2 separate regions of the Homo sapiens genome follow, and region 1 is linked to region 2. A link is a loop called in an ENCODE intact Hi-C map of the cell type or tissue named here. Cell type or tissue: GM12878. All regions are shown on one strand. Links, peaks and the distances in the headings refer to the core of each region. The heading gives the core; the rest is flanking DNA.

Region 1 (5,384 bases), core at 98-5,097, 520 kb after region 2:
AACCAGAAACTTTTCAAACAAGGAAGGGCCCCAGATGCTAGGCCATGTTCCTTCAGCCTCTGAAGTCAGCAGTGAATACATGTGACACAGGATTTCCTCCATAATGCTATGTGCCACGAATGCATGAAGGAATGAATGAAAAGAAAGCAAATGTGTGGGAATAATCTACAAGAGTTGGTAAGTCATTGGAGGTGGAGATGTATATCTAATGGGTGGGAATGCACAAATTTGTAAATATGTGTCAAGTGTACCATTGGGTACATGCGGACAAGGAATGTGGAGGGAACAGGAGCTGATACGTGAGAAGGAGCACATTTCAGAATCAAAACTATTCTGCTTTCTAGTACTGGCTTTGCCACTTATCAATCTTGTGACTTAAGGAAGTTTTCTACTCTGAGTCTCAGCTTCATCTCTAAAATGAGGATAATGATAACTGTTTGTGAAAAATATTAAGTTGGATAAAATAAAACAATGTAAATGACTCAATTTTTTTTTTCTGAGACAAAGTCTTCCTATGTCTCCCAGGCTGGAGTGCAGTGGTGTGATCTCGGCTCAGTGCAAGCTCCGCTTCCTGGGTTCACGTCATTCTTCTGCCTCAGCCTCCCAAGTAGCTGGGACTACAGGCTCCCGCCACCACGCCCGGCTAATTTTTTGTATTTTTAGTAGAGATGGGGTTTCACCGTGTTAGCCAGGATGGCCTCAATCTCCTGACCTCGTGATCCACCCACCTCGGCCTCCCAAAGTGCTGGGATTAGAGGCATTAGCCACCGTGCCTGGCCATGACTTACACTTTATTGTCCCCTAATACATAGCCCTGAATAGATGGCGGTGACTTTTTATAATAAGGTCCTTTTGGTGATATTTTCAAGAGGAGTGTCTCAGGCCATGTGGTTGCAAGTGCAGATTTAAAATAAGGAGAAATCTAGGCTAGAAACAAGTTTGCCAGCATTCATCCTTTCAGCTGTACTACGTCACCTACTCTGCACTAGGGCCAGAGAGGAAACAATGGCTGGTGAAAGAGCAACTGATATTTCTGAAGGCGGGAAGACATAAATAATTAGAACAAAAGAGAGGGTGAGCAAGGAATAGTGTTGACAGCGCAGCCCTCAAGTCTTGGGTCCTTCTAAGTGCAGGATGGAAAAGGAAGCATTGATGATACATAAATTCTTACAAGCCAATGTTTCTCTTCTAGGAGAAATGGAAACTCAGAAATCAGTGCTCTCAAAGAAGGGAAATTAGGTATGATTTCTTGGGAGCCACAACCCAACAAGGCTTTCCAAATAATACAGTCCTGAATTTGAGCCTCAGAGAAGGCAGGTATATTTTCAAGTCATGCACTGTATCAATTGCCTTTTTTTGGTACATAAAAGAAAATACTGTATATGCTAATAATCATTAACAAAAAAACATTCAGGTAAAAAGAAAAAATCTGAGTTTTAACAAAACTGAAAAACACTCAGAAGAGGACTATATGGAATGACAATTTGTTTTTCATCTTCTGGATCATCCCCTGAGGAAAGTAAAGAAATTTCCCTCAGGATATTCCAGTTGGCAACAGCAGAGCAGAGGAATATTACTTTATTCATTTATTCAGAGAAGTACTTTGCTGGGCACTGTTCTAGAAGCTGGGAAATACAAGTGATCAAAATATAACCTACCCCACAACTCCCAAATCCAGCTCGAAAAAACTTTTAGTGTGGAGGATGGGATAGTAAAGATAATAAGCCAATGAATAAGGAAAACATAGCATTTCAGATCTTTATATTATGATAAAAAAAAAAAAGTCCTAAATTGGAACAGGAAACACAGATGGGGTGGCTCAATTACAAGACAGCAGTTAAAGAAGGCCTCACTGACAAGATGAGTTCCCAGTGTCAGGACCCCAATATCCTTCCTTACAAAGAGTGGGGATCCCACCCTAGAAAAGGAATAGCAGTTCAGCCACCCCACAGCAGCTCTGGCATGGCTGTTTCTGGATACCTTCATGGAGAAATGCACACACTGCCCTTCATTTCAAAGATGAGCATCAGTCTCGTCTTCAGAGAAGATGCAGCCATTGTGGGGTTAGGGTTTCTCTCCTCAGGTCACTAGTGTAGATGCGCCTGCTGAGAAGTTTCAGCCACTCCACCTGCAATAAGAAAGACAGTTAATGAGAAAAGCAAGAGACAGAACCTGTGAAGAACATGTGACCATCAGTCATTTGAATGAAAGGGGGCAAATGTGAATGAAAGGGGACACATTTGTTTATTTGTGTTTGTATAAAGATATTCCAGACAGGTACACAGGAAACGAATAAAAGTGGTTAATTGTAGTATATCAAAGATAAAACACCAGGCCTTACTTTAAATGACGAAAACAGATTTTATTTAGTAACCACTGACAGTGGGGAACCATCTGGGTTTCATAACTGGCACATATCAAAATCAGGCTCCACTCCTACCAGAGCCTGGGAGACGAGGGCCCTATCTTCAGACGTTGACTGAAACAAACAGTAAATTCCTTTGGCGGCATCAATTGAGTTTTCTCAGGCAGGCACTTGAGAAGACCGGGGCTATTAGTAACTATGTTCGGGTTTGTTCAGGTCTTTATAGACCAAGGTGGCCACCTAGTCCAGAAGAGGGCTCAGAAGAAGCCGCCTAGAGTTTGGTCAAAAAGAGAATCTTTGCCAAGTAGATGGGGGAACTGGGCGGCTGGGGGCTGTTGGGGATGTGATGGTTTATAGTATTTCTTGTATATTCAATTATTAAACCGTAGCAATGAAATGCCTAATCGAAATCATAAAACGAAACAAAGTTTTGGCTACATTAGCCTATCCGTTATTGCCATAAGATGGCGACAGCCCTTCTCAACTCATAAAACTAAACAAAGTTTTAGCTACATTATCCCATCCATTATCGCCACAAGATGGCGATAGCGCTTCTCAACTCGCCTGCGGGACGGAGGCAGGGTGCGGCCCGGAGAACTCCTCCCTGTTCCAACAGCAGCTCTCCAGCCCGCAGCGCTTCCTGACGTTCCGTTAGTTCAGTCTCCTGAACTTCTCTGCATGTAGATTCCTCTCAGGGTAGCCCTTTGTTGACCAAAAACGAAATATGTTCACTGATTTGGCCAGCTTTTTTTTTTTTAACTTTTTTTTTGGAGGGGAAAGGGAGTGGTCATGGACATCCTGAAGCAGACACAAAAATATAGAGAATCCTGCACTTCCCAAGTCTCGTCGCACAGGCTTCAACAATTACCAACATCTTGCCCATTTTGTTTCATTATCCGCACCCACACTGACAGATGAGGGAGTCTAAAAAATATCTGAAACATGAAATCCCAAATATGTGATTTTAATCATGAATATTTTCACAAATATCCTAACAGATATGGATATAAAGAAAAAACGCTAAGATTTTACACCTAAGAAAATTTAAAAAATGATGTGTAACATTATCCAATACCTAGCCCTTAAAGAAAGAAAATCCTGAATTGTCTCAAATATTTTTATATTTTGTCTGAATGAGATCCCACCAGATCCAAATATGGCATTTGATTGCTGTTCCTCTTGAATGTATTAAAATCCATAGATTTACCCAAGTCTCCAAGTAGCCTGACTGCCCTTTGAAAAAGGAATTGAGACCATAATCTGGGTGGGAATTCTCACTGATCATGGATTGTCATTGCTTTTAAACCATTCTTTGAAAAGTGTTGGGGAAAAAATATTTTGTTTTCTTTCTTTTTTTTTTTTTTTTTTTTTTGAGACAGAGTCTCTCTCTGTTGCCCAGGCTGGAGTGCAGTAGCACGATTTCAGCTCATTGCAACCTCTGCCTTGCGAGTTCAAGTGATTTTCCTGCCTCAGGCTCCCAAGTAGCTGGGACTACAGGCACGCACCATCACGACTGGCTTATTTTTGTATTTTTAGTAAAGACCAGGTTTCACCATGTTGGCCAGGCTGATCTCTAACTCCTGACCTTACGTGATGTGCCTGCCTCAGCCTCCCAAAGTGCTGGGATTACATGCATGAGCCACTGCACCCAGTCAAAGGTATATTTTTTATGAGACTATTTTTAAAAACACTCAAATTGTCTGTCACAGCTCCTTGCCTATGCCCCTAAAAAGAGAGGGGAGGAGTGGGGGAAGGGGGGGAAACAGAAACAAAAAGAAAACTGACAAACAGAGGAGGAGTCCAAAAGCCCAACACCCATTAAGTCAAGACTTCCCACAGTTCTCTAAGCCAGCAAATGAATGTAATTTAAACTGCTTTAAACTTCATATAAAAATAAATCATTTTTGGTAAATCAATAAACAGAGGCATCTCCATGACTACTGGTGGGAGTATGTACTCCTCCTTTTCTAAAACAAAAAAAAACAGCAGGGAGCCCTGAGTTGGAAACATGAAAAGCATAACTTTTTTGAGTTGGCTATTATTAAGTGTAATATGAGAGGTACCACTCCATTCCTACCTCTCCTTTCTTTAACGAATGCATTTTGTCTACAGAAGAAATTATGCTTTTTCTTAGTCACTATTCAGCTCATCTATAACGTCCAAAATTGAACAGTACTTCAAGAGGGTGCTAAATGACTACATGCCACTTTAACTGAGTCTTCCAAAAATTCAGACTTCTGCTTATAAGGAATGTGGTACACATTAGGACTACCGAGTCTCATGGTCACCCATGCATTACCTTACCCTTTCTGTATAATGTATAGAAATGGGTCCAAAAAATGTTGAGATATGAGGTATAAAGCGTTCAGTAAGTTCACAGATGGTCCTGCTAGCAATAGCATGTAAGAAAGTGAAGCATATCGAAATCTAGAGTGTTTATCTCAGTGAAGACAAATCTCTGCCTCATCCATGACAAAATACTTGCAAGAATACAAGAATACTTCCCCTGACATATGGGACACTTAGCAGCAGCAGTATCCAGAGGTCAGCCTTGGTGAGCTAAGTCTATACTACAGAACTCAAGTATCACCTCTATCATTGCCTACCACCCTGGTCACAGTTTACAAGTAAATCACTTGGGCAATAAGTGGGGTGATAGGAAAAGAGACTACATGACAGCCATATGGTTGATGTGTACCTGATTGTTGATAGCCTCCTCTGAAGAGTGGGAATTTAGGTTAGCATTCACGTGGGATATTATTCTCATACTCTGGGACCATTCTGGGAAATTCATCCGTATCACTGTTCCCCAAAGCTTCCAGTCAACACAACCTCCACTTTTGCCCACTTAAAAAAATCTGTCTATCCAAACCATTAGCCATGTACATTCAGTTTAGATCAGTGTCTTAGGTCACTCTCCTTCTAGAAAAAGTAAACAATGACATTCAATACTCCAAATTGTGCTGAGTGGCAGCAATTCTTTTCCCTATTGCCATTTATGGACATACTTGAGTTACGG
Region 2 (5,384 bases), core at 56-5,055:
ACCTCAAGTGTTTCTTGGAAACCTTTTGGAGGAAAAAGAAATTAAACATGCTGAACTGGCTGAAAAAAATATAGAAGAAGCACTTTCAGATCATATTAAATATATACAAACTGGAAAGAATCTATGCACACAGAAAACACCCAATTTGAAGTGACTTTTAAAGTCTTCAGCAGAGTTAGCGGCATGACAACAGAAAGAAATGAAAGTCTGGACAATGTTTGCTCCACTTAATATGGAGAAAAAAAATGTCCCAAAATAGATGATGATCTGAGCCATGCACATGAAAGTTGCATTTCTACAGAAAATGGGCCAAACGTCTTACAGAAAATCCTGAAAGTGCTATTTGTTCTTCACAATGCCAGATGAGTTCCCATGAGGAAAAATTATGATAACTGGAGGTCATCGAATCTGCTTGCTGAGAAAAACTTAGTTACATAAGAAAATAAAATGAGCCAGGCATTGTGGCTCATGCCTTTAATCCCAGCACTTGGGGAGGCCAAGGTGGGAGGATTGCTTGAAGCCGGAGTTCAGAACCATCCTGGCCAACATAGTGAGACCTCATCTCTATTTTTTAAAAAATTAAAAATTTGTTGTATGCATTTTATATTTATTTTATATTTTATATATAAAGGAACATAAAATGCATACAACCAACAAAGTATATTGAAGCCAAGATCACATGCAGCTTTTGGGAAGAGGATCCACATGCTCCTGTTCTAACAGGGCCACTTTGGAAAGGCCCAGGACAATATGTTTCCCTGGAATATCAGATCACTAAGGAAGGTTAAGCTAGGTGGGCTCAGAAATCTAGAATCCATAGTTGTCCTGTGAGGACCTGAAGAAACTTAGGATAAAAGACAAATGATTTCCCTAGAACGATTCCATTCTGATCCAGATCTTGCTCCAAAAAGCCTTTTGACTTTGATAGACTTGCTGAATCTGAAGACTTCAGAAGTTTCAGTACACCTTAAATGGAAATAAAGTCCGATAGAAATACTACAAAGATGTACCTGATGAGAACAAGTGACTTGTCTCCCCCACCTGAAAGTGGAATGGCTGGCTCAAGCATAGTTCTGCCATCTCACAGTCAGAGTCCCAAACATTCTCATGAACTCCAGGGGCATTTCATGTTCCAAAGACTTCTGTTTGCTCGCCCTTCTTTGGAGAGTATATATGGATGTTCCCCAAGTGCTTGTTCTCCTAAGTGATTTCCAGGACCTAACACACTCTCCATTTACAATGCCAAGTTATTCTCTCCTAATTGCTGTATTCCTCCCCTCCCATTTGAAAACCCTGAAGGTAGATGTGACCCGCACTTAGGGTTAGCTGAGCTTTCAAATAAAACTCAATCCAAAGATCCAAAACCATAGTGAGGAATTCTTTGGTCCCTTGTGTCAACTAATTCTGAATTATCTCTTATTCAATGCAAATAATGTTAGTTAAGTAGTTATAAAATTGGATCAAATGGAAGCCTGATAGAATTTTAAATCTTAGTGCTTCCATTATATCCTAGAAGAGATAGTATAAGTATAGTAATTGTTATTATCTGGTCTTCTATAACAAAAACTTCAGTGGAAGTCTGACATGAGCAGTTTAGCATTTGGAGAAATTTGGAAGTGCAAAGGTCATATTTCTATGTCATAAATTGTGTTTATTATAATTCTTAGACAAATGTCAAAATAACTTGTTTACTAATACAATTTAATTTTTTTTAAAAAATCATCTGTATATTGCCAAAATTAGCATGATAATTTGGGATATGGGAAGAAACATTGAGGACCATGGGGTAAAGCAATGTGTTGCTGGTTTTAGGGTTGTGTGAGGGAATAAGCAGTATATATTTGCATGAGCACTACATATTCCAGTAACTGAGGCAGATCTAGAGTCCAGGTTTTCTGAAGTTCAGATTTGGATCTTAAGCGCAGGGAAAAAGGAATTTTATAAGAAATTTTTAATCATTTCTTAATTTCTATTCAATTTACTTTGCAACAAACATGTAAAGGTATAAGTTTACCTCTGCAATAAGGTCTGGAAATAACACTTTTAAAACTTCTTGCAGTGGGGTAACTTGTAGTAGGAAAACTCACATAAACACACAAATTCAATATAAAAATGATGCCAGTTGTCATATGTGCCAGTTATCACATGATTGTGTCCCAGCCCTGAATCCACCCTCAAGTACTGGGCTTTGAGATGTGGGGCTTGGGCTCTGCAAAACATATTTCTCTTTTGCTTGCGGTTCCCTGTTAGATTCTGACACTAGAGGGCCCCAGGAGCCTGTTCATTCTCTGTTACTTTATTATAGGGCAACAGCCCTTCACCCTGGCAGTGATAGAACAGTTTGTTTCACTTTCCAGATTTTGAAAAGTGCCTGCAGACCCAGGCTCATTGCACCTTCAGAGGTGCCAGGGTCATCTAGGAAGTGTCTCCTTTTCAGATACTGAGTCTCAGCTCCACAAGACCCCAATCCTAGGAGCTCCTGAGGTACTGACGGCAGCCAGGATGCACTTTCTCTTCAGAGGTCTAAGCCCACATGCCGGGATCTCTCTTCTCACTTTCTAGTTTCTGATACCAACTCCTTTCCTTTATTCCCCACCATAGTGAGTGGGAGCTGTTTGCTGCAGTTTTCAACTCTGTGTTACCTTTTTGTGTTTTAGATTTCTAAAACCTGAGCAAGCATTCCCTATATGAACTTCATGTTGAAATGCCTCACGTGGTTTTTGAGTTGCTGACTAATTTATTTCTCCTTGATGTCTATCCGAATCCTGCCCACCGTTTCAGGCCCAAGTCTTTCCCCACGGGTTTTTCTCTTTGCAGACTGGATGAATCTCCAGGTCCTCCAAATGACTACATTATATCATGTACACCTCAGTTATAGACCTCTGGGTAGTTATTTTAGTATTCATGCTTTATTACAAACTTCTAGGTTTTTACAGTCATATTGAAGACATGGTATTTTGTTACCAACTAGGATATATGCTCTTCAGGGACAGAGAACAAACCTCAATGTTCTTGGGATGTTTTTCTTGTTTTTTTTTTGAAAATCAAAATGGTAAAAGTGAAAATAAATATGCCCCATCCAAACTTAGAATTTTCATTGGTTACAGAGCTGAGATGATCCAGGAAGCTGCCACCTAGCTAACAAGCCTGTCCTATTTGGGAGAGTATGGGCATGGGGGATAATTCTAAGTTAGGAGAAAGGTCTTTAAGTGTTAAAAAGACAATTAGGCCAGTCATGGTGGTGAAGGCCTGTAATCCCCCCACTTTGGGAGGCCAAGGCGGGCAGATCACTTGATGTCAGGAGTTCAAGACCAGCCTGGCCAACATGGTGAAACCCCATCTCTACTAAAAATACAAAAAACAAAAAAAATAGCCAGGCGTGATGGCACATGCCTGTAATCCCAGCTACTCAGGAGACTGAGGCAGGAGAATCACTTGAACCTGGGAGGCAGAGTGAGCCGAGATTGCACCACTGCACTCCGGCCTGGGCAACAGATCAAGACCCTATCTCAAAACAAAAGAAAATTATTCCAAAGTATGTTCATTATTCAGAATTCTTAACATACACTAGGGGTGACATAGGCTGTACTGAGGTCAAAAAGATGGACAAGAACCAAAAGAAGAAAGAAGCAAGGGTCAGCCATGCCCTATTCCTTCCCTGTTTCCTCTGTTTCCTAAACCCTCACTGATGAAAATCAATGCATGGTTTGACAATTCAGAAATTCGTATTTGAAGACATAAAATGGTGCTGCTTTCTTTATCCTGAAAACTTGGCCCCAGAATATGTTAAGAAGTAAAGTTCAGTTCTTACCAACATACCATCTTTGGTAGACAGAATGACTCCCTCAAAGATATCTAAGTCTTAATCCCTGTAACTTGTGAATGTGCAGCATTTCATGGCAAAACAGACATTGCAAACGTAACTAACGTTGTGAATCTTATAATAGGAAGATCATATTGGATTTCTGGGTGGGTCTAATCTAATCACATGAACCCTTATAAGCAGAGAACTTTGAATTCAGAGAGATGCAGAAGGAAGAGAAACCAGATATTTGAAAAAAGAAAAAGACTTGACAAGCCATTGCTGGCCTTAAGATAAAGGAGTCCATGAGTCAAGGACCTTAGTTATAAGAATACTAGAACCTGAAAAATGCAAGCAATCTGAACGATCTTGGAAGGAGAATTTTTTTACAAGCCTCCAAATAAGAGTCCAGCCCAGCTAACACCTTGACTTTGGCCTCGTGAGGTCCTGAGCAGAGCACCCAGTTGGAATACTCTGTGCCCAGACTCCTAGCTCAAAGTGCTGTGAAATAATAAATGGGTGGTGTTTTAAGCTGCCAAGCTTGAGGTGATTTATTATGGAGGCAGTGTAAAACTAATTTATCATCTTTCATGCAAGTCAATTCCTCCTCCAACTCAAAGAGCAAATATACACAAATGTCAGACAAAGTCACAAGAGAAAGGCTTTTCATAAGCAAACCAGGGGAGACAGAGATGAGTCTAGTAAAACAAATGGGGAAGGAAGGGGAGGTGACAGCTGTAAGCAGCAATGGGCATTCGGCCCACTCCAAAATTGTAGGAAAACTGTCTAAGAGGTTCTTTCTCAAGGAGCAAGGAATCTGACTGATGTTTTCCAGGCTAACAGTCTTAAACCTCTAGGTGTTTAAGGCTAAATGGGCAGAGAGAGGATGGGGATGGAACATCATTTTTCTTTTCTTTTCTTGTTTTTTTTTTTGTTTTTTTTTTTCTTTTTTTTTTTTTCGACGGAGTTTCACTCTTGTTGCCCAGGCTGGAGTGCAATGGCATGATCTTGGCTCACCGCAACCTCTGCATCCCAGGTTCAAGTGATTTTCCTGCCTCAGTCTCCTGGGTGGCTGGGATTACAGGCATGTGCCACCACGCCCAGCTAGTTTTGCATTTTTAGTGGAGACAGGGTTTCTCCTTGTTGGTCAGGCTGGTCTCAAACTCCCGACCTCAGGTGATCCACCTGCCTCAGCCTCCCAAAGTGCTGGGATTACAGGCGTGAGCCACCGTGCCCAGTCTGAGTATTATCTTTCTAAGGGACAGTGCAGACTTGGTGGGAGGCAGTCATTCAGCAGGAGTAGCATCCACAGTGTCTCTCAGGGGATGATCAATGTTTCCCAAGGATAAGCTAGATTCAAGATTTTCTTAGAGCTCCTCCAAGGACTGTGTATGAACAACTAGTGAAATGTGGACAAACAGGCTCCCTACGAAGCCAGAGGGGGCCGGGCCTGGTGGCTCACACTTGTAATCCCTGCACTTTGGGAGGCCAAGGTGGGCGGATCACTTGAGACCAGGAGTTTGAGACCAGCCTGGCCAATCTGGCGAAACTCCATCAAAAAAAGCCAGAGGAAGAAAACCAC

Evidence for each region. Peaks named below come from ENCODE experiments on the same cell type or tissue, not always from the same donor. Only the 100,000 strongest peaks of a DNase experiment are listed, where the experiment ranks them.
Region 1: it touches region 2 in a loop (7-fold over the local background); 18 of 110 quality-filtered maps call a loop at or near these places.

The regions. Positions count from the first base shown.
Region 1 is chr6:27,124,335-27,129,718 of GRCh38, forward strand. No RefSeq gene overlaps it. Among named protein-coding and RNA genes, the nearest start is that of H2BC11, 5.8 kb to the right of the region's middle. RefSeq lists enhancers at 2,713-2,762, 2,973-3,042, 4,065-4,224. In GM12878, for the core only: a CTCF peak has its summit at 2,873 (motif pointing right); a DNase peak (open chromatin) is centred at 2,887; H3K4me3 peaks cover 2,925 bases; H3K27ac peaks cover 2,766 bases.
Region 2 is chr6:26,605,298-26,610,681 of GRCh38, forward strand. It overlaps LOC105374989 (a long non-coding RNA gene), which reads left to right. Exons shown (of 2, transcript NR_187833.1): 2 at 1-1,364. Among named protein-coding and RNA genes, the nearest start is that of ABT1, 11 kb to the left of the region's middle. In GM12878, for the core only: a CTCF peak has its summit at 2,262 (motif pointing right); no DNase peak of the experiment used is centred there.